Linked DNA regions of Homo sapiens: region 2 is linked to region 1. A link is an interaction called in ENCODE POLR2A ChIA-PET data of the cell type or tissue named here. Cell type or tissue: GM12878. All regions are shown on one strand. Each heading gives the region's core, and the rest is flanking DNA. Links, peaks and the distances in the headings are about the cores only.

Region 1 (5,000 bases), core at 1-5,000:
AACAAAAAGCTGGTTCTTTGAAAAGCTAAATAAAATTGATAGACTATTAGCAAGATTAACCAAGAAAAGAAGAGAGCAGGCCGGGTGCAGTGGCTCACACCTGTAATCCCAGAACTTTGGGAGGCGAGGCAGGTGGATCACCTGAGGTCAGGAGTTTGAGACCAGCCTGGCCAACATGGTGTAACCTCGTCTTTACTAAAAATACAAATACAAAAATTAGCCAGGCGTGGTGGTGTGCACCTGCAGTCCCAGCAACATGGGAGGCTGAACAGGAGAATCGCTTGAACCTGCGACAAGGAGATTGTGGTGAGCCAAGGTCATGCCACTGCACTCCAGCCTGGGACAGAGCAAGACTCCATCTCAAAAACAAAAAAACAAAACAAAACAAAACAAAAACACACACAATGATATTGGATTGGCTAAAATGTATTTTATTTTATTTATTTATTTTTATTTTTATTTTTTGAGACAGAGTTTCACTCTTGTTGCCCAGGCTGGAATGCAATGGTGCGATCTCAACTCACCACAACCTCCACTTCCCAGGTTCAAGTGATTCTCCTGCCTCAGCCTCTTGAGTAGCTGGGATTACAGGCATGTACCACCACACACCCGGCTAATTTTGTATTTTTAGTAGAGATGGGGTTTCACTACGTTGGCCAGGCTAGTCTTGAACTCCTGACCTCAGGTGATCCACCTGCCTTAGGCTCCCAAAGTGTTGCGGGGATTACAGGTGTGAGCCACCACGCCTGGCCTGGATTAGCTAAAATTTAAAACTGTTTTTTTTTTGTTTGCTTTGGTTTTTTTTTTTGAGACAAGGTTTCACTCTGCCACTCAGGCTGGAGTGCAGTGGCACAACCACAGCTCACTGCAGCCCAGATCTCCCAGGCTTATGCAATCTTCATACCCAGCTTTTTTACTTTATTTTATGTACAGACAAGGTCTCCCTATGTTGCCCACACTGGTCTCAAACTCCTAGGCTCAAGCGATCCTTCTGCCTCAGCCTCCCAAAGTGCTAGGATTACAGGCATGAGCCACAATGCCCAACCTGTTTGGTAATTTCTGATAGAGTTAAACATATACCTACCATATAACCCACGTATGTTACTCCCAGGTATTTATCCAAGAGAAATAAAGACATATGACCACACAAATACTTACATACAAATTATGATGTTAGTTTCACTCATAATAGCCCAAAACTGGAAATAACCTCAATATGTTTCAACAGATGAATAAACAAAATAGCATTTTAAATGTATAAACAATGGCTGGGTGCAGTGGCTCACATCTGTAATCCCAGCACTTTAGGAGGCCAAGGCGAGTAGACTGCCTGAGCTTAGGAGTTCCGGACCAGACTGGACAAAATAGTGAAACCCCACTTCTACCAAAAATATGAAAATTAGCTGGGTGTGGTGGGACATGCCTGTGGTCCCAGCTACTGGGGAGCCTGAGGTGGGAGGATCAATTGAGCCTGAGGTGGGAGGATCAATGTGAGGCAAAGGTTACAGTGAGTCAAGATTACGCCCTGCACTCCAACCTCGAGTGAGACAGAGGTTGAATGACACCCCATCTCAGAGTGAGACCCCATATCAAACACACAAACAAAAAAATGTATAAACAAAAGAATACTTTGGCACTAAAAAAGGAACAATATGATACACTCACTAATATGGATGAATCCCAAAATAATTATGCTGGGTGAAAGAAGTCAGGCAGAAAAAATTACATTCAGCATGATTTCATTCATATAAAATTCCAGAAAATGGGGCCAGGGGTGGAATGAGAGATGAACTGCAAGGAGGCACAAGAAAACTTTCAGAGGTAGCTGAAATGTTTTGTATCTTGATCATGGCGGTAGTTTCATGAGTGATTACATTTATCAAAACTCATCGCGTTATATACTTTAAACGAGTGCAATTTATTGTATATAAATGTTAACTCAATGAAGTTGATTCTTTTAAAGGAATGGTATGGAAAGATCATCCTTATGCAATAGAATGGAAGAGAGAAGACTCACCTGGATTTGAAACAACAAGAATTTTACAATCAGGACTATAATGGACTATGGCAGGAATGATTGATTTCATTATAGCCACATTACGTTGGACCAGGGCAAGGCGAGTTTCTCCCTCCTGCTGCCTTGCACCTGCTGTGACAATAACTATTCTGGAGTTTGCAGATACACTGTAATCTAAAAAGGAAACAAAATACTATATTTGGATCAACATTACCATAACCACTGTGCCTTAACTCCTTAAAACTCTATTGTATGTTCTTAGTATTATATTAAAGTATCCATGTACCTTTATGTCTGGCATTTTGGAGATGAACGGACTTTTCTAACCTTTATAATCTGAAGGAAGCCTTGTCACTATGACTTGCCAAATTTCACATAGCTACCTCAAAAATTTTTATAACAATAGAAACTAACATCCCCTTTTGCCCAAATTCCCCTGTGTTATGAAGGCCCAAGGCAATGAAAGTCAGCTCTCTGCCTTCTTAGAAACACCAAAATGAGGCCAGGCGCAGTGGCTCACGCCTGTAATCCCAGAACTTTGGGAGGCCAAGGCAGGCGGATCACGAGGTCAAGAGATCAAGACCATCTTGGCCAACATGGTAAAATCCTGTCTCTACTAAAAATACAAAAATTAGCTGGGAGTGGCAGCACATGCCTGTAGTCCCAGCTACTTGGGAGGCTGAGGCAGGAGAATCGCTTGAACCTGGGAGGCGGAGGTTGAAGTGAGCAAAGATCGCGCCACTGCACTCCAGCCTGGCAAGACTCTGTCTCAAAAAAAAAAAAAAAAAAAAAAAGACCAAAATGAATAGACTTAGAACTCTGAGAATTTATGTGTCTGTTTCAGGAGTCTAAGAGTGAGAATGTATTTACTTCTAATATTGTAAGGGACTGGGTTTGAAATCACAAACAAGTTCTTGACCCACCCAAGAAAATAAACTACGTACTAAATGACCAGTTGTTTCACCTGTTGAATACAATGTCACTACTATGAAGCACTTACTAACTCATACTGGTCTTCTTTTTTTTTTTTTTTTCTGAGATAGTGTCTCACTCTGTTGCCCAGGCTGGAGTATGGTGGTGCCATCTCAGCTCACTGCAACGTCTGCCACTCAGGTTCAAGAGATTCTCCCACATCAGCCTCCTGAGTAGCTGGGACTACAGGCATGCACCATCACACACAGCTAAATTTTTATTTTTTGGTAGAGACGGGGTTTCACCATGTTGGCCAGGCTGGTTTTGAACTCCTGACCTCAACTGATCCACCTACCTTGGCCTCCTAAAGTGTTGGGATTACAGGCGTGAGCTACCACATGTGGCTTCATACTGGACTTTTTTAAAAAGCACTATATAGCTGAAGATTATCTACCATGTGGATGTAAAAAATTAGTTAAAATATCCTCTATATCTATCTCATCTCGACTTTTCATGTTCTTTTAGAAAATGAAATCTAATAGCTGGGCGTGGTGGCTCACACCTGTAATTCTAACACTTTGGAAGCTGAGGCTGGCGGATCACTTGAGGTCAGGAGTTCAAGACCAGCCTGACCAACATGTCTCTACTAAAAATACAAAAATTAGCCAGCCATGGTGGCGTGCATCTTAATCCCAGCTACTCAGGAGGCTGAGGCAGGAGAATGGCTTGAACCCAGGAGGCGGAGGTTGCAGTGAGCCCAGATCATGCCACTGCACTCCAGCCTGTGTGACAGAGTGAGACTCTGTCTCAAAAAAAAAAAAAAAAAAAAAAAGAGAGAGAAAGAAAGAAAAGAAAATGAAATCTACCTAATTTTTAAAATATCACATCTTCATTTATGGTGATTCTTGTATCTTTCTAATCCAAAAGAGAAGATAACTTATGAAATATGAACACTGTTGTTTTTCCTGCCCCAATAAAGATTTTAACTAGAAAGGCAAACTTAGGAATTAGATGACATTTCTGGCCAGGCACAGTGGCTCACACCTGTAATCCCAGCACTTTAGGAGGTAGAGATGGGTGGAACACTTGAGGTCAGGAGTTCAAGACCAGCCTAGCCAACATGGTGAAACCCCATCTCTACTAAAAATACAAAAATTAGCTGGGCATGATGGCACGTGCTGTAATCCCAGTTACTCAGGAGGGTAAAGCAGGAAAATCACTTGAACCTAGGAGGTGGAGGTTGCAGTGAGCCGAGACTGTGCCACTGCATTCCGGCCTGAGTGACAGAGCGAGACTCCATCTCAAAAAAAAAAAAAAAAAATCTGGCTCCAAATCATCTTTACTAGCTTTATGTCTTATTTTTATGTCAGATTTTCCAGGTGCCCTGATCCTGTTAATGCCATCATTTCCTTACCTGTTATTTATTTTTCTTTGTAAATATAACCACAAAGAGACCATAAACTACAGTGGTCTGGAGCAAAAGCTCTGAGGTCTAACTGCCAGTATTCCCAACTTTGCCACTTACTAGCTGTGTAACCATGGACAATTACTTTGCCTACCCCTCTAACTCTCACTTCCTCATCTACAAGATCAAGCTAATAGCGTTTTTTTGTTGTTATTTTGTTTTTGTTTGTTTGTTTTTTTGAGGCACAATCTTGCTCTGTCGCCCAAGCTGGAGTGCAGTGGTGCAATCTCAGCTCACTGCAACCTCCGCCTCCCAGGTTCAAGCAATACCTCGCCTCAGCCTCCCAAGTAGCTGGGATTACAGGAGCCCACCACCATGCCCGGCTAATTTTTGTATTTTTAGTAGAGACGGGGTTTCACCATCTTGACCAGGCTGGTCTTGTACTCCTGACCTCATGATCTACCCGCCTCAGCCTCCCACAGTGCTGGGATTATAGGCATCAGCTACCACGCCCAGCCGCTAATAGCCTTTTAAAAAATATGGTTCTTAAGAAGATAACTCAGTGAGTTAATATACATTAAGTACTCAACAGGGTGTATTAAATGTTCAATAAATGTTAGCAATTAACATTATTATTATATTAGTCAAGTACTTCTTCGAATACCA
Region 2 (16,739 bases), core at 7,031-12,030, 190 kb before region 1:
CTGGCATTATCCAAGAGGCAGGTGGAAATTAGGGAAAGGAGGTTAGAACTAGAGATCCAAGTGTTGGAGTTAAATTAAAAACTAGAGATGAAAGTGGTGGAGCCAGGCATTGTGGCTCACGCCTGTAATCCCAGCTCTTTGGGAAGCTGAGGTGGGTGGATCATGAGGTCAGGCGTTCGAGACCAACCTGGCCAACGTGGTGAAACCTGTCTCTACTAAAAATACAAAAGATTACCTGGGTGTGGTGGCAGGTGCCTATAATCAGTCCCAGCTACTTGGGAGGCTGAGGCAGGAGAATTGCTTGAACCCAGGAGGTGGAGGTTGCAGTGAGCCGAGACCACGCCACTGTACTCCAGCCTGGGCAACAGAGCGAGACTCCATCTCAAAAAAAAAAAAAAAAGAAAGTGTTGGAGTTAAATTAGAAGTGACCATCATGGGCAACAAAGTGAGACCCCCCCCCCAATCTCTACAAAAAATACAAAAATTATTAATAGCCAGTTGTGGTGGTGTGTGCTTGTAGTCCCAGTTACTCGGGAAGCTAAGGTGGGAGACTCACTGGAGCCCAGGAGTTTGAGGCCACAGTGAGCCAAGGTCATGCCACTGTACTCCAGCCGCCTGGGTGACAAATCAAGCAAGACCCTATGTATTTCTAAAAAAAAAAAATGAGATGTGTTGTAGTGAGAATATTTTGGGGCTGAGTTAGGCGATCTGGATTCTAATTCAGACTCTGCTATAAACCGTGTGATTGCCAGTAAATACACAGGTGTTCTGGGCCATTTCTAACATAGAGGTTGGACTGGAGACTCCATGAGACACCTATCTGATATTATTACATTTTATAATCAGGTATGTTTTTGTAAACACAATAACAGTAAAATTTACATTTAACTCCATAGCAATTATGAATAGCATCTTTTGGGGCAGGTTATTAATTTTTATCCTCTTAGCCATCCAGCTAAGCAGTTCTAATGGAACCATTGGTTTTCCAGGCCTACTTTCTTTCTCTGACTCTGATGTTCTGAGAAAATTTTTAAAAACTGTGGTGATTATTAAAGTTAAGGATGCAGCATTCTTTGAATATTCCTAACTCCTAATTCTAACCAGTTATAAATCTCTTATGTAAAGCCATCAAGAAATTTATATTTTCTACAGTCGAAACAATATGTTATCTCCTGGGTAAAGAACAGCTTTCATGGAGGAATTGACTTTTTTTTTTCTTGAGACGGAGTCTCGCTCTGTCGCCCAGGCTGGAGTGCAATGGCGCGATCTTGGCGGACCACAACCTCTGCCTCCCGGGTTCAAGCAATTCTCCTGCCTCAGCCTCCCTAGTAGCTGGGATTACAGGCAATGCGCCATCCCGCCTGGGTAGTTTTGTATTTTTAGTAGAGATGGGGTTTCTCCATGTTGGTCAGGCTGGTGTTGAACTCCCAACCTCAGGTGATCCACCCACCTCAGCCTCCCAAAGTGCTGGGATTACAGACGTGAGCCATCACGCCTGGCCAGGGATTGACTATCGATTCCAACATAACATACAGTAGTCGGTGTACACATGTTTCTAGACTAATGTCTCCTTATTTTCTTAATCTGGCTTAGATGATACAGTTTAAATGCAAGGAACAGATATGTTTTAAAGTGGCTTAATATTTTCTAAAGCTCTTGGCTTCAGAGTTACAAATCTTGGCAAAATCTCTGATGTTGTATTTAAATGACAAGCTTCACTGTGGTGGATCATTCATTGGGGTGTAGCAGAATGACTGAGTTGGCTTGCAGTGTAATAAAATGGATATGCTTAGGATAAAAGAAACTCTTGTCCAGCTGCTTTCCATGAAGCTCAAACAATGAAGCAGCCTGGTGCCTTGACTCAGATTCAGAATTGATGGATGCATCCTGATGTGCTGCTGCTAGAGCTAAATATGACCATGTGATGCGAGGGGAAGTGCCAAATAGTTCTTCTGGGTTATTAAATAGAATATAATGTAATCCAGCCTGAAGCTTTTTTTTTTTTTTCCTCTCTTTTTAAAAATGTTTCTCCACTGGGCTGCCCCTCTGGGGAACTGTCTTTTAAAATATTCCATTACAACACATCTTTTGATACCAGGGTCTATTGCAACCCCCTTTTGAAAGGTCTTGCCTGCTCAATGAGAAAAAGATCTGTGGTCATATACCTAAGAGAAAGGAAAATGTGCATCCACATAAAAACTTGTACACAAATGTTCACAGCAGCATTATTCATAATAGCCAAAAAGTAGAGACAATCCGAATATTCAGTTGATGAATATAAAAATAATGCATGGTATATCTATACAATGGAATATTATTCAGCCACAAAAAGGAAGGAAATATTGATACATGCTACAACATGAACTTTGAAAACATGCTAAGTGAAAGAAGCCAGATACAAAAGGCCACTGTATCTGTCAGTGTTCTCCATGGAACCAGTAGGATTTATTTTAGGGAATTGATTATGGAGGCCTGACAAGTCTGAAATTTCTCGGGCAGGCCAGCAGGCTGGAAAATCAGGCAGGAGTTCATGCTGTAGTCTTGAGATAGAACTCCTTTTCTTAGAAGCCTCGGGTTTTGCTCTTATGCCTTCATTGGCATGATTGGATGAGACCCATCCACATTATGGAGGGTAGTATTCTTTACCTAAAGTCAACTGATTGTAGATATTATATCTACAAAATACCTTCACAGTAATGCTTAATGTTTGATTAAATAACTGGGTATTATAGCCTAGTCCAATTGACATATAAAATTAACCATCATAGCTACATATTATACGATTTCATTTGTATGAAATGTCCAGAATTGGTAAATGCATAGAGACAGAATGTAGATTAGCGTTTGCCAGGGGCTGAGGGGAGACAAGAACATGGAGTCATTGCTAAAGCTAAGAGATTTTTTGGGAGAATGATTAAAATTTTCTGGAATCAGATGGTGGTGTTGGTTATACTCTGTGGATGCAGTTGACCCTTCAACAACATAGGTTTGAACTGTGTGGACCCACTTATACATGGATTTTTTTCCAATAAGTTTTTTTTTAAATTTGTGATAACTTAAAAAACCTGCAGATGAACATAGCCTAGAAATATTGAAAAGAATTAAGAAAAAAGTATATCAGGATTCATAAAATGTATGTTAATTGACTATGTTATCAGTAAGGCTTCTGGTCAACTTTGAGTTGTTAGTAAAGTTTTTAGGCAGTCAAAAGTTATACATGGAATGTTGTTGTTGTTGTTGTTGTTGTTGTTGTTGTTGTTGTTTTGAGACAGAGTTTTGCTCTTGTTGCCCAGGCTGGAGTACAGTGGCGCGATCTCAGCTCACTGCAACCTCCACCTCCTGGGTTCAAGCTATTCTCCTGCCTTAGCCTCCTGAGTAGCTGGGATTATAGGTGCGTGCCATCACGCCCAGCTGATTTTTTGTATTTTTAGTAGAGATGGATTTCATCATGTTCATCAGGCTGGTCTCGAACTCCTGACCTCAGGTGATCTGCCCGCCTCAGCCTCCCGAAGTGCAGGGATTACAAGGGTGAGCCACCGCGCCCAGCCGGAATTTTTTCTTACTGCACAGGGTGGTGGCATCCCATGCTACCATGTTTAAAGGTCAACTGTATATCAAAAACCATTTAATAGTATACATTAAATGGATGAATTTTGTGGTATATGAATTTTATCTCAAAGATTTTATTTTTGAGACAGAGTCTTGCTCTGTCACCCAGGCTGGGGTACAGTGGCACAATCATGGCTCACTGCAGCCTCCACCTCCTGGGCGGAAGCCATCCTCCCACATCAGCTGTGTAGCTGGGACTACAGGCGTGCGTCACAATGTCCGGCTAATTTTTGTATGTTTTGTAGAGATGGGGGTCTCATTATGCTGCCCAGGCTAGTTTCGAACTCCTGGGCTCAATCAGTCCTTCCACCTCAGCCTTCCAAAGTGTTGGGATTACAGACATGAGCCACCATACCTGGCCATTCAAAGATATTTCCAAAAATATAAAGATGATCTCGAGTGACCCAGTCTTTTTTTTAGGTTGTGAACCTAAACTTTGTCTAAGAGTGTTTTAATATCTTATTGGTATTTGTGCTGTTGAGGTTTTTTTGGTTTTGGTTTTGGTTTTTTTTTTTTTTTTTTGAGATAGGGTCTTACTCTGTTGTTCAGGCTGGAGTGCCATAGCACAACCATGGCTCACTGCAGCCTCGACCTCCCTGGCTGAGACAATCCTCCTGCCTCAGCCTCCCGAGTAGCTGGGACCACAGGCATATGCCACTGTGCCCAGCTAATTTTTAAATTGTTTGGAGAGACAGGGTCTCCCTATATTGCCCACGCTGGTCTCGAACTCCTGTGCTCAAGCGATCCTCTCGAATTAGCCTCCCAAAGTGCTGGAATTACAGGTGTGAGCCACTATGCCTGACCTGAGTACATTTTTAAGCTACAGAGGATATAAGAAATTAATTGATTATGGCTCAGTTCATATAAACAAGATTAAGCCTCATTAAAGCAGTGCTGACCTTGCCTTACTGCTAGCTTTTTAAGTTGTTGAAGATCAACAAAATAGACATTGTATAGATTTATTGAGTTTCTGCTGCATCATAAGGACAGTACAACAAGTACTGCAAAGTTGTTGGGTTAAATGTGAGACCAGCTTAAGTATCCTTAATGATTAGAGGTGTTTAAAAAGGCAGAATTTGAAGTTGACATATAAATTGATGAGAATAGGTGTATACTTTGAAAAAAAGCTAAAAGTAGCCTTTGTTATTCTTTTCAAAGCAAATCTGAGTTCCTGAACACCACCTTCCTTGTTTTTATGCCTTTCCTGTATTTTTGTTCCCTAAGTCAGTGTTTCTTTTCTTTTCTTTTCTTTTCTTTTCTTTTCTTTTCTTTTCTTTTCTTTTCTGTTTTTTGAGACAGAGTTTCACTCTTCTCACCCAGGGTAGAGTACAATCACCCAGGCTGAAGTGCAGTGGTGCGATCTCGGCTCACTGCAACCCTTCACCTCCTGGGTTCAAGCAATTACTGCCTCAGCCTCCAGAGTAGCTGGGATTACAGGTGCCCACCACCACGCCTGGCTAATTTTTGTATTTTGATGGGGTTTCACCAAGTTGACCAGGCTGGTCTCGAACTCCTGACCTCAGGTGATCCACCCGCTTCAGCCTCCCAAAGTGCTGGCATTACAGGCATGAGCCACCACGCCCGGCCTCAGTCAGTGTTTTTAAAGAGCAGCACATATAGGGCCTGGATATAAATGGTATACAAATATACCATTTAAAATATTTCTACATTTTTTTACAAATAAAATATTTTTTATTTTAATAGTATTTTTTTTTTTTTTTTGAGATAGAGTCTTGCTCTGTTGCCCAGGCTGGAGTGCAGTGGCGCGATCTCGGCTCACTGCAAGCTCCGCCTCCCAGGTTCACGCCATTCTCCTGCCTCAGCCTTCCGAGTAGCTGGGACTACAGGTGCCCACCACCACGCTTGGCTAAGTTTTTTGTATTTTTAGTAGAGACAGGGTTTCACTGTGTTGGCCAGGATGGTCTCAATCTCCTGACCTCATGATCCGCCCGCCTTGGCCTCCCAAAGTGCTGGGATTAAAGGTGTCAGCCACCGTGCCCGGCTTAATAGTATGTATTTTTATATGAATTGGAAAAATATAACTAGTTGTTCAAGTCAGTCATTTTGTGGATATTATTGCTGAGGTAAAGCTATAATAACGGCTCATGATGTTTTTGTTTTTGTTTTTTTGAGACCGAGTCTCACTCTGTTGCCCAGGCTGGAATGCAGTGGCGTGATCTTGGCTCACTACAACCTCTGCCTCCTGGGTTCAAGTGATTCTCGTGCTTCAGCCTCCCAACTGGCTGGGACTACAGGCGTGAGCCACCATGCCTGGGTAATTTTTGTACTTTTAGTGGAGACAGGGTTTCACCAGAGTTCGAGGCCAGGCTGGTCTCGAACCCCTGACCTCAAGTGATCTGCCCGCCTTGTCCTCCCAAAGTGCTGGGATTACAGGCGTGAACCACCGCACCTGGCCAACTCTGTATGTTTTTTTAAATTAGTAAGTAATGGTAGGGGTAGTATACCACAAAGGCAAAAATCATAAAGGTAGTATGCAAATGACTGAAGCTTACTGAACACTGCATTAAACTATGCCCCATTGACACTGATGTTTTCCCTTTTGGATACCAGTATTCAGTCAAGAGCAGCTTTTCGGTTTGTCATATCCCACTTTCTATCTCTTGCAGTCCCAGGTTAAGATGAAAGATATCTATCCCAAAATCATGTTAGATAGTGCTCAATGCTGGGTTATTTGGACAGCAAACCAGTCCTGTTTAAAATAAGTAATGCTAATATATGTATTTGCATTTTTCTTGGGGAAAACCTTGCATGGGGCTTTGATTTGTATGGGGCTTTGTAACTCTATGAGCTATATAATGGACAGGGACAGGAAATTTTTGTTTTTTGTTTATTGAGACGGAGTCTTGCTCTGTCACCAGGCTGGAGTGCAGTGGCGCAATTTTGGCTCACTGCAGCCTCCGACTCCCTGGTTCAAGCAATTCTCTTGCCTCATCCTCCCAAGTAGCTGGGCTTACAGGCAGGCACCACCACGCCCAGCTAATTTTTGTATTTTTAGTAGAGATGCAGTTTTACCATGTTGGCCAGGATGGTCTCGATCTCCTGACCTTGTGATCCGCCTGCCTCAGCCTCCCAAAGTTCTGGGATTACAGGTGTAAGTCACTGCACCCAGCCTTTTTTTTTTTTTTTTTTTTAAAGAGATGAGTTCTCACCATGTTGTCCAGGCTGGCGTCTTAACTCCTGGGCTCAAGCTGTCCTCCCGCCTCAGCCTCCTAAAGTGCTAGGATTACAGGCTTGAGCCACTGCGCCTGGCCAGGAAAATCTTAAGTGTTAGTGAAAAAAAATCCACCTTCTTCTGCTTCCAAATCCCTTAATGGGATGGAGTGGAGTGAGTGTGTGCCTCTGCTTATGAGTTTTTTGTATGTCTTCATTTGAATCATATTCATGGTGCCCTTTCCACAATGAAAATGTAAGCTCCTTGTGATTAATACCTATGTTTGTGGTTCTTTTCTTGTAAACAAGGGCAATTTTATATATATCTAGTTAGGTTAGCAGTATTACTTCTCCTTTCTCCTCTCCCTTTCTTTCTCCCTTTTCTCCTTTAAATATTGAGCCCCTATCCACTATGGAAAGAGTCTAAAATTAAATTTACAAAGATATGGACTTTAAAGGATCTCACTATGGCCTAGCCAAGGTGACTGGGAAAGAAATCTGGATGCTGTCTTGGGACTTCTCTCTATTAGGGATATGTCACTTCTCAGCATTGCTATCATGCAAGATTTTCAGGTTGAATTAGAGCCTGCTTCCTTGGCCAGCTGCTTTGTTGGCAGACTAATTTAGTTGAAACTTCCAGCCTGTTTCAAGATACGTCGTATTTGGCAGCCTTATAGTAAGCACATATCTTTTGGTTTTCCTCCAAGAATTTCATACATATTTGGGAATACTTTTTTGGTTCCTAAGTTGTTCCTAAGTTGTCTCAATTTGTTCTTGGACATGTTTCTTTTTCTGCTAGCCACAGCAACAGGTACGTTAGATGAGAATGCATCTGCCTAACAAAACAAAAAAAGGAGGATACTTTAAAAATCTTATTTCCTGGATTTAATGTGGAATGGTCGTAGAGGTGAATCATCCCTGGTCTGAATTTATTTTAGCTCTATGTTCGTCATATTTCTCTCATAATAGGTACTTATAAAGTGGAAATATTTTTCCTTTTATAGTTCAAATTAACATTACTTGAGTTTAGTAATTTCTTGATGCAGTTATATAAAAACTGAGGTCCAGAGACTTCATCTGTGCCAGGATAATGTAAGCTTTTTTTGGGTGTTATAGGAACCTGTCTAAAAAGGAGGTTGTGAGGCAAATTAACATTTAGTGAACATAAGAGCTACAGTTAAAGGTTGCTGGGAATTGGGCCTTTATTGCATAGATTTTTTGAAATGCTTTTTTGCTGTGGTTTGCCCCAGCCTTTGTGTGTGGTCAAAGTAAAACCTCAGTGTTTCCGTGTTCTAAGCAAAATAAAACATGTAGCTATGAGTCTCTACTAGGAAATCATCTGGAGTAGTCAGGAGAGAAAATAGTTGTGAGGAGTAGTTTTTTCTGTTCGTTTGAAAAGTTGGACTTTGAAATGCTTCTTTCTAAGGCAGGCTATTTTTAAACTCAGAATTTTATACATTTACTTACTTACTTACTTACTTATAGATTGATGGATTGAGACGGAGTTTTGCTCTGTTGTCCAGCCTGGAGTGCAGTGGCGCAATCTCGGCTCACTGCAACCTCTGCCTCCTGGGTTCAAGCCATTCTCCTGCCTCAGCCTCCTAAGCAGCTGGGATTACGGATGTGCGCCACCATGCCCGGCTAATTTTTGTATTTTTAGTAGAGACGGAGTTTCACTATGTTGGCCAGGCTGGTTGCTAACTCCTGACCACAGGTAATCCTCCCACCTCAGCCGCCCAAAGTGTTGGGATTATAGGCGTGAGCCACCGCACCTGGCCTAAATCAGATTTTTTTTTTTTTTTTTTTTTTTTTGAGACGGAGTCTTACTTTGTCGCCCGGGCTACAGTGCAGTGGCACAATCTCGGCTCACTGCAACCTCTGCCTCCCGGGTTCAAGCAATTCTTCTGCCTCAGCCTCCTGAGTAGCTGGGATTACAGGCACCCGCCACTACGCCCAGCTAATTTTTTGTGTTTTTAGTAGGAATGGGGTTTCACCATGTTGGCCAGGCTGATCTCGAACTCCAGATCTCATGATTCGCCCGCCTCCGCCTCCCAAAGTGCTGAGATTACAGGCATGAGACCCTGAGCCCAGCCTAAATCAGAATTTTAAAACACAAATAATCGATTCTTCTAAGTGGTGATTTCATTTAGTTACCCAGTCCAGGTTCTTTTTTGGAAAATAGCCTGAAAACAGTGTTTCTGTGAATTGTTCATTTATGCATTATTTTGGGATGTTACATGGAAACTTTGTACCCCAAAATCACCATACGTAATAAATAGTCTGAAATTTTATAGCTAAGCTTTATTATGGGTTATATGATCTCTCAATTATTCAGAATAGGTTTCACAGTTAACATTTATACCTCTTATTACCTGGCACAGTGCCTTATACCTAATAATGTATTTTAAAAGTTGAATTGCTTCTAACTTTTACTGTTTTTGTTTTTAGAAAAGGTATAGTTTGGCAGTGGGGCCTCCAAAAAAAGACCCAAAAGTTAAAGGTGTCCAATCAGCAGCTGTACAAGCTTTTCTTAAAAGGAAAGAAGAGGAGCTGAGACGAAAAGGTATGTATCTATAGCCTTATTCTCAATTTTAAAGTATTCCATCTTCACCATCTAGCTTGTACTAAACCAGTGGCTGTCTATAAAAACATAACAGGCCAACAGATTTGGGAGGGTGTGTGTGTGTGTGTGTGTGTGTGTGTGTCCAGGTTAACTGACTGTATTCATGGCTTTACATATGTTACCTCGATCATTTGTATAAACGTTTTCTTTTTTTCTCCCCTTGAAGTAACAGCTTTTTGGGGGTTAGTAGCCATGTCTTCTAATTGGCCATAGTAAGTCCCCAGTAAGAACTCCATTCTTTCTTTAATCTTGGTTCTGAAAGTGTTTCTACCCATTTTGTATTTTAATTTTTATTAACAGAATGCTATCTAAAAGGCTAAAATAGAGATAAGTTTTAAAGTCTTTATTTCGAATAGTTCTACTTCATGCAAATACAAAGAAACTGATTCAATATGTTTAAGTATTCATTGAATCATAATTAATAACAACTACTAAGTGGATACTAATGTTCTCTTAACTTGGTAATGTATTTGGTTTGAAGTATTTTGTATATTTAAAGCTGAAAACCAAGTCTCCCACTTGCTTAGTCATATAGAAAAACCCATATGTCTCCCACTCATTATGTAAAGATGACTCAATTGATACTTGTTCACATGACTTCCTCATTTGATTCCTAGATGTCTTCAAACTGTAACCTGAACGTTGTGTTTTCACTTGAGCATACTGCAATCTTGAGATCTCGAAGTAATAACATATTCTTGTTTTGTCCCTTTTAGCCTTAGAGGAGAAAAGGAGAAAAGAGGAACTAGTGAAAAAGCGAATTGAGCTCAAACATGACAAGAAAGCAAGAGCTATGGCCAAGAGGACAAAGGATAATTTCCATGGTTACAATGGGATTCCTATTGAGGAAAAGTCAAAGAAGAGGCAGGCAACAGAAAGCCATACCAGCCAAGGAACCGACCGAGAGTATGAAATGGAAGAAGAGAATGAATTCCTCGAGTACAATCACGCAGAGTCAGAGCAGGAGTATGAGGAAGAGCAAGAACCTCCCAAAGTTGAAAGCAAACCAAAGGTCCCCCTTAAAAGTGCCCCACCACCCATGAACTTCACTGATTTACTCAGGCTGGCTGAGAAAAAGCAGTTTGAACCAGTGGAAATCAAGGTAGTGAAGAAATCAGAAGAGCGACCTATGACCGCAGAAGAACTTAGGGAGCGAGAATTCCTTGAACGAAAGCATAGGAGAAAAAAACTTGAGACAGATGGAAAACTACCTCCAACTGTGTCCAAAAAGGCACCCTCTCAGAAAGAAAGTGTGGGCACAAAACTTAGCAAAGGTTCTGGAGACAGGCATCCTTCTTCCAAAGGAATGCCCCTTCCTCATGCTGAGAAGAAATCAAGACCCAGCATGGCCAATGAGAAACACCTCGCTTTGTCTTCATCCAAATCCATGCCAGGAGAGAGGATCAAGGCAGGATCTGGCAATAGCTCCCAACCCTCACTTCGTGAGGGCCACGACAAACCTGTTTTTAATGGAGCTGGAAAGCCTCATTCCAGCACCTCTTCACCAAGTGTCCCAAAGACTTCTGCTAGCAGGACTCAGAAATCTGCTGTTGAGCACAAAGCCAAAAAATCTCTGTCCCATCCTAGCCATTCCAGGCCTGGGCCCATGGTCACCCCACACAATAAGGCTAAGAGTCCAGGTGTCAGGCAGCCAGGCAGCAGCTCTAGCTCAGCCCCTGGGCAGCCCAGCACAGGGGTTGCTCGACCCACAGTTAGTTCTGGCCCTGTGCCTAGGCGCCAGAATGGCAGCTCCAGCTCAGGACCTGAGCGATCAATCAGTGGGTCCAAGAAGCCAACCAATGACTCAAATCCCTCTAGGCGGACAGTCAGTGGTACATGTGGCCCTGGACAACCTGCAAGCAGCTCAGGTGGCCCTGGGCGACCCATCAGTGGTTCAGTTAGTTCTGCAAGACCCTTGGGCAGCTCTCGTGGCCCTGGCCGGCCTGTGAGCAGTCCACATGAACTTCGACGACCAGTGAGTGGCTTGGGCCCCCCGGGGCGGTCTGTCAGTGGCCCTGGGAGATCCATAAGTGGCTCAATTCCAGCTGGACGGACTGTCAGTAATTCAGTCCCAGGAAGACCAGTGAGCAGCTTGGGACCTGGGCAAACAGTTAGTAGCTCAGGTCCCACTATAAAGCCTAAGTGCACTGTTGTCTCCGAAACAATTTCTTCCAAGAATATCATTAGCCGGTCCAGCAATGGACAGATGAATGGAATGAAGCCTCCCCTATCTGGCTACAGAGCTGCCCAAGGTAAAATTTCCCCTCACCCGAAAGAGTATATATTTGTCATTAGGAAATTGGAAAGAGTTTTTATATTATCAGGGACCCTTTGAACCCCTCATGTGCTGTCCTTTAATGTGCTGTAGTGTTGATAGAATCGTGATGTTTTATCTGCCTTGTGGTTGAGAGTTCCTTGTTTTTTTGTTTTTGAGACAGGGTCTTGCTCTGTTGCCCAGGCACAATCACAGGCTCAAGCAGTTCTCCCACCTTAGCTTCCCAGGTAGCTGGGACTATAGGCGTGTGCCACCATGCCTGGCTAACTTTTTATTTTTTATAGAGATGGGGTTTCAGTATGTTGCCTATACTAGTTTCTAACTCCGGGGCTCAGAGATCCGCCTTCCTCAGCTTCCCAAAATACTGGGATTATAGTCATGAGTCACTATTCCCTGCTGAGAGTTCCTTTAATGGCTTGGAAAGGTCTTTAGAAAGAGACTTGTCTAGGATCTCTGTGTTCACCCTTGAAATGTCCCTAAGTGTGATAAACTTAGCTTTGTGATTTGTGAACATTCAGGGTGAATGTACGTGACTTACATATGTATGCTGCAATGGATGAATTAATCTACTTTTTCCTGAGGACTAAAGAGACCTGTCTTCAAGGATCAGGGTATAATCGGAAGCTTATTCAGCAGATATTTCTTGGGCACCCATTATGTGCCAGGAACTGTTTTTAGATTGTACTTGTGTTTCTGCTTGTTATAATGGTTAGTATCAAGATCCTAAACACTGATCCTTCAGGAATCTGCTGTCCCAAGGTATATGATCATTGGTGGCACCTGCTAGCTGCTAGGTCGTACTTGCTTTATGCTAATAGAGATTTATTAAAGCACTTGTTAGGCTCCACGGAGAATATAAAAAGGAACCAATGATTGAATTACTTGTTTTAAATTTCCTAGTTCAACTAGACCATTGATTCTTAACAAGGGCAATTTTGCCCTCCAGGGGACTTTTGGCAATCGTCACAACTGGGGATGGGGGATGCCACTGGCATCTACTGAATAGAGGACAGGGATGCTGCTGACAAACAATGCATGGGATAGCCCCCTGACAGCAAAGAATTATCTGGTCCGAAATGTCATTGAGCTAAGGTTGAGAAACTAAGCTAGGGAGACAAGCCATGCATATTAAAAACAACCGTAGAAGAACAAAAGAAGTGTCTGTAATCAAAAACTAGAAAGTAGTTGTTCCCAGATCCTGGGCTGTTGATCAATGCCTGTCTTTTGCAAAGTTTTTATCAGTCTTTTGGTAAAATGACAAAAATAAGGATAATGTAGTGAGTTTTTCCTACAGTCAAACTTACTCAGTTTGAACAATATAATTCTGAGAGTCATTCATACTTCATTCAACTTTAAATTTTTAAATGAAATTGTGATTATAGTAGATGGTAGTTGCTACTTTTGGTGTCTTGGCAAAAGTTAATGATTCTGTGGAGGTTTGTAAATTGTATTTATTTTTAGAAATTTTACTGATTTTGGCCGGGCGCGGTGGCGCCGCCTGTAATCCCAGCACTTTGGGAGGCCAAGGCAGACAGATCACCTGAGGTCGGGAGTTCGAGACCAGCCTGACCAACGTGGAGAAACCCCATCTCTACTAAAAATACAAAATTAGCCAGGCGTTGTGGCACATGCCTATAATCCCAGCTACTCGGGAGGCTGAGGCAGGAGAATTGCTTGAACCTGGGAGGCAGAGGTTGCAGTGAGCCGAGATCGCACCATTGCACTCCAGCCTAGGCAACAAGTGAAACTCTGTCTCAAAAAAAAAAAAAAGAAAGAAAGAAATTTTACTGATCTTATAAATTCAGAAATATTGGCACTACTAAGCTAGAAAATGTAACAAGATATTTCTGGTAAGCCCTGGGATAAAACAGGAGTTCTGTTCCTTCTGGATACCATGACACAGCAAGGATGATGGCTCTGCGCTAAGGGCCAGCCTGCTTGCTCTGGTTTTAAAGGATACCATCTTAATGATGACTCACAATTTCAGTTTACATAGAACTGCATTGGAACTATTTTAAATTGTAATATTCTTATAAATAATGGTTTCTTAGGTCCTCAAAGGCTTCCCTTCCCTACTGGTTACAAAAGGCAGCGAGAATATGAAGAGGAAGATGACGATGATGATGAATACGACTCTGAAATGGAAGATTTTATTGAAGATGAAGGAGAGCCTCAGGAAGAAATATCCAAGCACATTAGAGAAATCTTTGGTTATGACCGAAAAAAGTAAGACTAAAGAAGATTCAGATAACTATGACATCCTTTTTTTATTTTGAATAATTCATGTCATGGGGTAATAAACTAATAGTGGAGGCACTGAATACAATTCTTAATTAGGAACCCTTGGGTGATTGTTATTTAAATAAACGTACTCTTTTAGCACTAAATATTTTATATTTAATTCAAAATAGTTTCTGTAGTTATTTGCATGAGGAACAAAAAATAACCCTTTTAAATTGTTATTCTTATAAGATATATATTTAGTGAGATGGAAGCAGCTTAGTGTAGTAGAAGTAGATTGGCTCTTGAAAAAACAAGCTGTATGTTCTTGGTCAGTCTGTTAACTCAACTGCTTCAGTTTCCTCTGGTCTAAAGTCTTTCCCCACCTCATGATGGTCATGAAGCTCAAATTAGATTATTATATATAAAATAATTTTCATATATACTGTGCTTTCAAATTTTAATATAAATTATCAAGTAAATGTAGGTGAGTGAGTTGAGGAAGCACTGTAGGATTGGTACCTTCATGAACATTAGCTTCAGAATAGTTGCCCTCTGAGGGTAATAAGGGCTTATCTAAAACTTGTCTTTACTTCAGAAACCTATCCATCCTCCACTCCCCTCACTCGCTGCCAAGCAAGGAATAATTCTAAATGTGTGCTTGATTTAGTTTTAAAGGAGATATTGATTTTTTAAATGAGAGGACGTAGTTCCTTTAGAAAATTGAAGTTTTCTCTTTTTATCATTTTGATTTCCTTTTATCAGATACAAAGATGAAAGTGATTATGCCTTACGTTACATGGAAAGTAGTTGGAAAGAGCAGCAGAAGGAAGAAGCAAAGAGGTAAGCATAAAATTTAGCATACTTGTGCAAAAATGTCCTAAAAATTCCTTTCTGCTTATTGCTACAATTGCACCATTGGGAACTGGGGCTTTGGGCCAGAGAATTCTGGATTCCAATCCTGTTTACTAGCTGTGGGGCCTTGGACAAATTCCTTAACAGTTCTGTTTTTTCACTGGTTTTTGTTTTTTTGTTTTTTAACAGAGATGGGGTCTCGCTATGTTGACCAGGCTAGTCTCAAACCCCTGGCCTCAAGTGATCCTCCCATCTCAGCCTCCCAAAGTGCTGGGATTACAGGCATGAGCCACTGCACTGGACCATCACTGTTTTTTTTGTTTGTTTTGTTTTTAAGAGATGGGGTCTTGCTTTGTTATCCAGGCTGGTCCCAAAGTCCTGGGCTCAAGCAATCCTCCTGCCTTAGCCTCACAAAGTGTTGGGATTATAGGTGTGAGCCACCATGCCCAGCCTATTTTCTTTTGTAAAATGAGAATATACTGTTTTACTCATTTAAGTATAATGAGGATTAAGACGTGTACAAGATGCCTAGTGCAGTGCCTCACATGTGTGGATACACAGTAAATGTTAGATGCTTTCCCTAATCCTGTTGTAGCAAATTCTTGCTTTTCTTTCTGCATCAGACACATCTCAATCTTGGTAACCTGTAACATTGCTGGCCTCAGGGATGTAGGTATATTACATTTCCTCTGATTTCTGTTTGGCTATCTGATAGTAAGCTAATGATACTTTCTCTATTGGGGTAAAAAGTAATTACTTTGTTTATAGTATTGTTGTTTTTTTTTTTTTTTTTTTTTAAGAGACAGGGTCTTGCTCTGTCGCCAAGGCTGGAGTGCGGTGGCATGGTCACGGCTCACTGCAACCCCCACCTCCCCGGGTTCAAGCGATTCTTCTGCCTCAGCTTCCCAAGTAGCTGGGACTACAGGTGTGCGCTACCACGCCCAGCTAATTTTTGTAATTTTTAGTAGAGATGGGGTTTCACCATATGTTGGCCAGGCTGGTCTCAAACTCCTGACCTCAGGTGATCCGCCTGGCTCGGCTTCCTAAAGTGCTGGGATTACAGGTGTGAGCCACTGTGCCCGGCCATAATGTTATTATAGGTAAATAATTCACTTCAGTCTCAAGCCAGAATACTATATCTTTTTCTCCCTCTTGCCCATAAAATTTCAAACTAAAGTGTTGGAAGAGAACAAGAATAGAATGTTAGTTAATGAATAAATGCTTCTTGCTGTTTATTTTTAAAAGCTATTGAGATAAACCTATATTTTATTATTTTAATGGAAATAGTAAGGTTTTTGTGGTGTGTGAGTTCTTTTTCCCACGACAATTTGAGTCTGTGGCCCCTGGTAAAAAAATATCCCTGCTAGTTTGTTTTCAGTGGTAAAGCCTTGAGGCATTTTGAGAGCATCAGCACAATCCATGTGAGCTCCCAGTTGGAATTTTCATTCTTTTTAAGGAAAGTGGTCATCTCATGTATATTGACAAATACCCTTTAAAAATTCTTTGGCAGCTTAAGACTGGGTATGCAAGAGGACTTAGAGGAAATGAGACGTGAAGAAGAAGAAATGCAACGTCGAAGGGCCAAGAAGCTGAAGAGGCGTTAGCTGCTGCTTTTATTTTTGTGAAATTCTAGAGCTGCTCTGCTGCAAGGATTTCCTGCCTTCAGACTGAAGAAGCCCCCTTATCATTTTAGATTTATACTTGGGTACTCAAGGAGAAGGAATGCATACTGTCATTTGCAGGCTGTCATTTGAGCATAAAATATTTTCAGATATTTTCCAGGGTGAAATCTGTAATGCAGATGATATAATGCCCACTTGTGCTCTTATGAAGTTAACTGTTCACAGATGCCAGCCTTGATCCTGATGAGCTATGCACTCTAATGTGGGGCCACTCACCAGTCAGCCAATCTTTTATTGTTCCTTTGCTACTTTGAAAGGAAAAAAAAGGTTGTCTCTTGATTTCTGTAATTCTTCTGCTGATCTG

The links. ChIA-PET counts read pairs that join two places held together with the same protein. Peaks named below come from ENCODE experiments on the same cell type or tissue, not always from the same donor. Only the 100,000 strongest peaks of a DNase experiment are listed, where the experiment ranks them.
Region 2: POLR2A ChIA-PET joins it to region 1 with 10 read pairs; 2 of 35 experiments call an interaction of 5 or more read pairs at or near these places.

The regions. Positions count from the first base shown.
Region 1 is chr11:18,426,928-18,431,927 of GRCh38, reverse strand. LDHC (lactate dehydrogenase C) reads right to left here. Exons shown (of 8, transcript NM_017448.5): 4 at 2,018-2,191. Among named protein-coding and RNA genes, the nearest start is that of LDHC, 17 kb to the right of the region's middle. In GM12878, for the core only: no CTCF peak of the experiment used is centred there; no DNase peak of the experiment used is centred there.
Region 2 is chr11:18,609,479-18,626,217 of GRCh38, reverse strand. SPTY2D1 (SPT2 chromatin protein domain containing 1) reads left to right here. Exons shown (of 6, transcript NM_194285.3): 2 at 9,229-9,343; 3 at 10,120-11,655; 4 at 13,730-13,904; 5 at 14,664-14,741; 6 at 16,264-16,739. The coding sequence ends at 16,357. It also overlaps a transcript of MISFA not described here. Among named protein-coding and RNA genes, the nearest start is that of SPTY2D1, 16 kb to the left of the region's middle. RefSeq lists an enhancer at 9,406-10,605. In GM12878, for the core only: no CTCF peak of the experiment used is centred there; DNase peaks (open chromatin) are centred at 7,994 and 10,027; H3K4me3 peaks cover 1,154 bases; H3K27ac peaks cover 2,103 bases.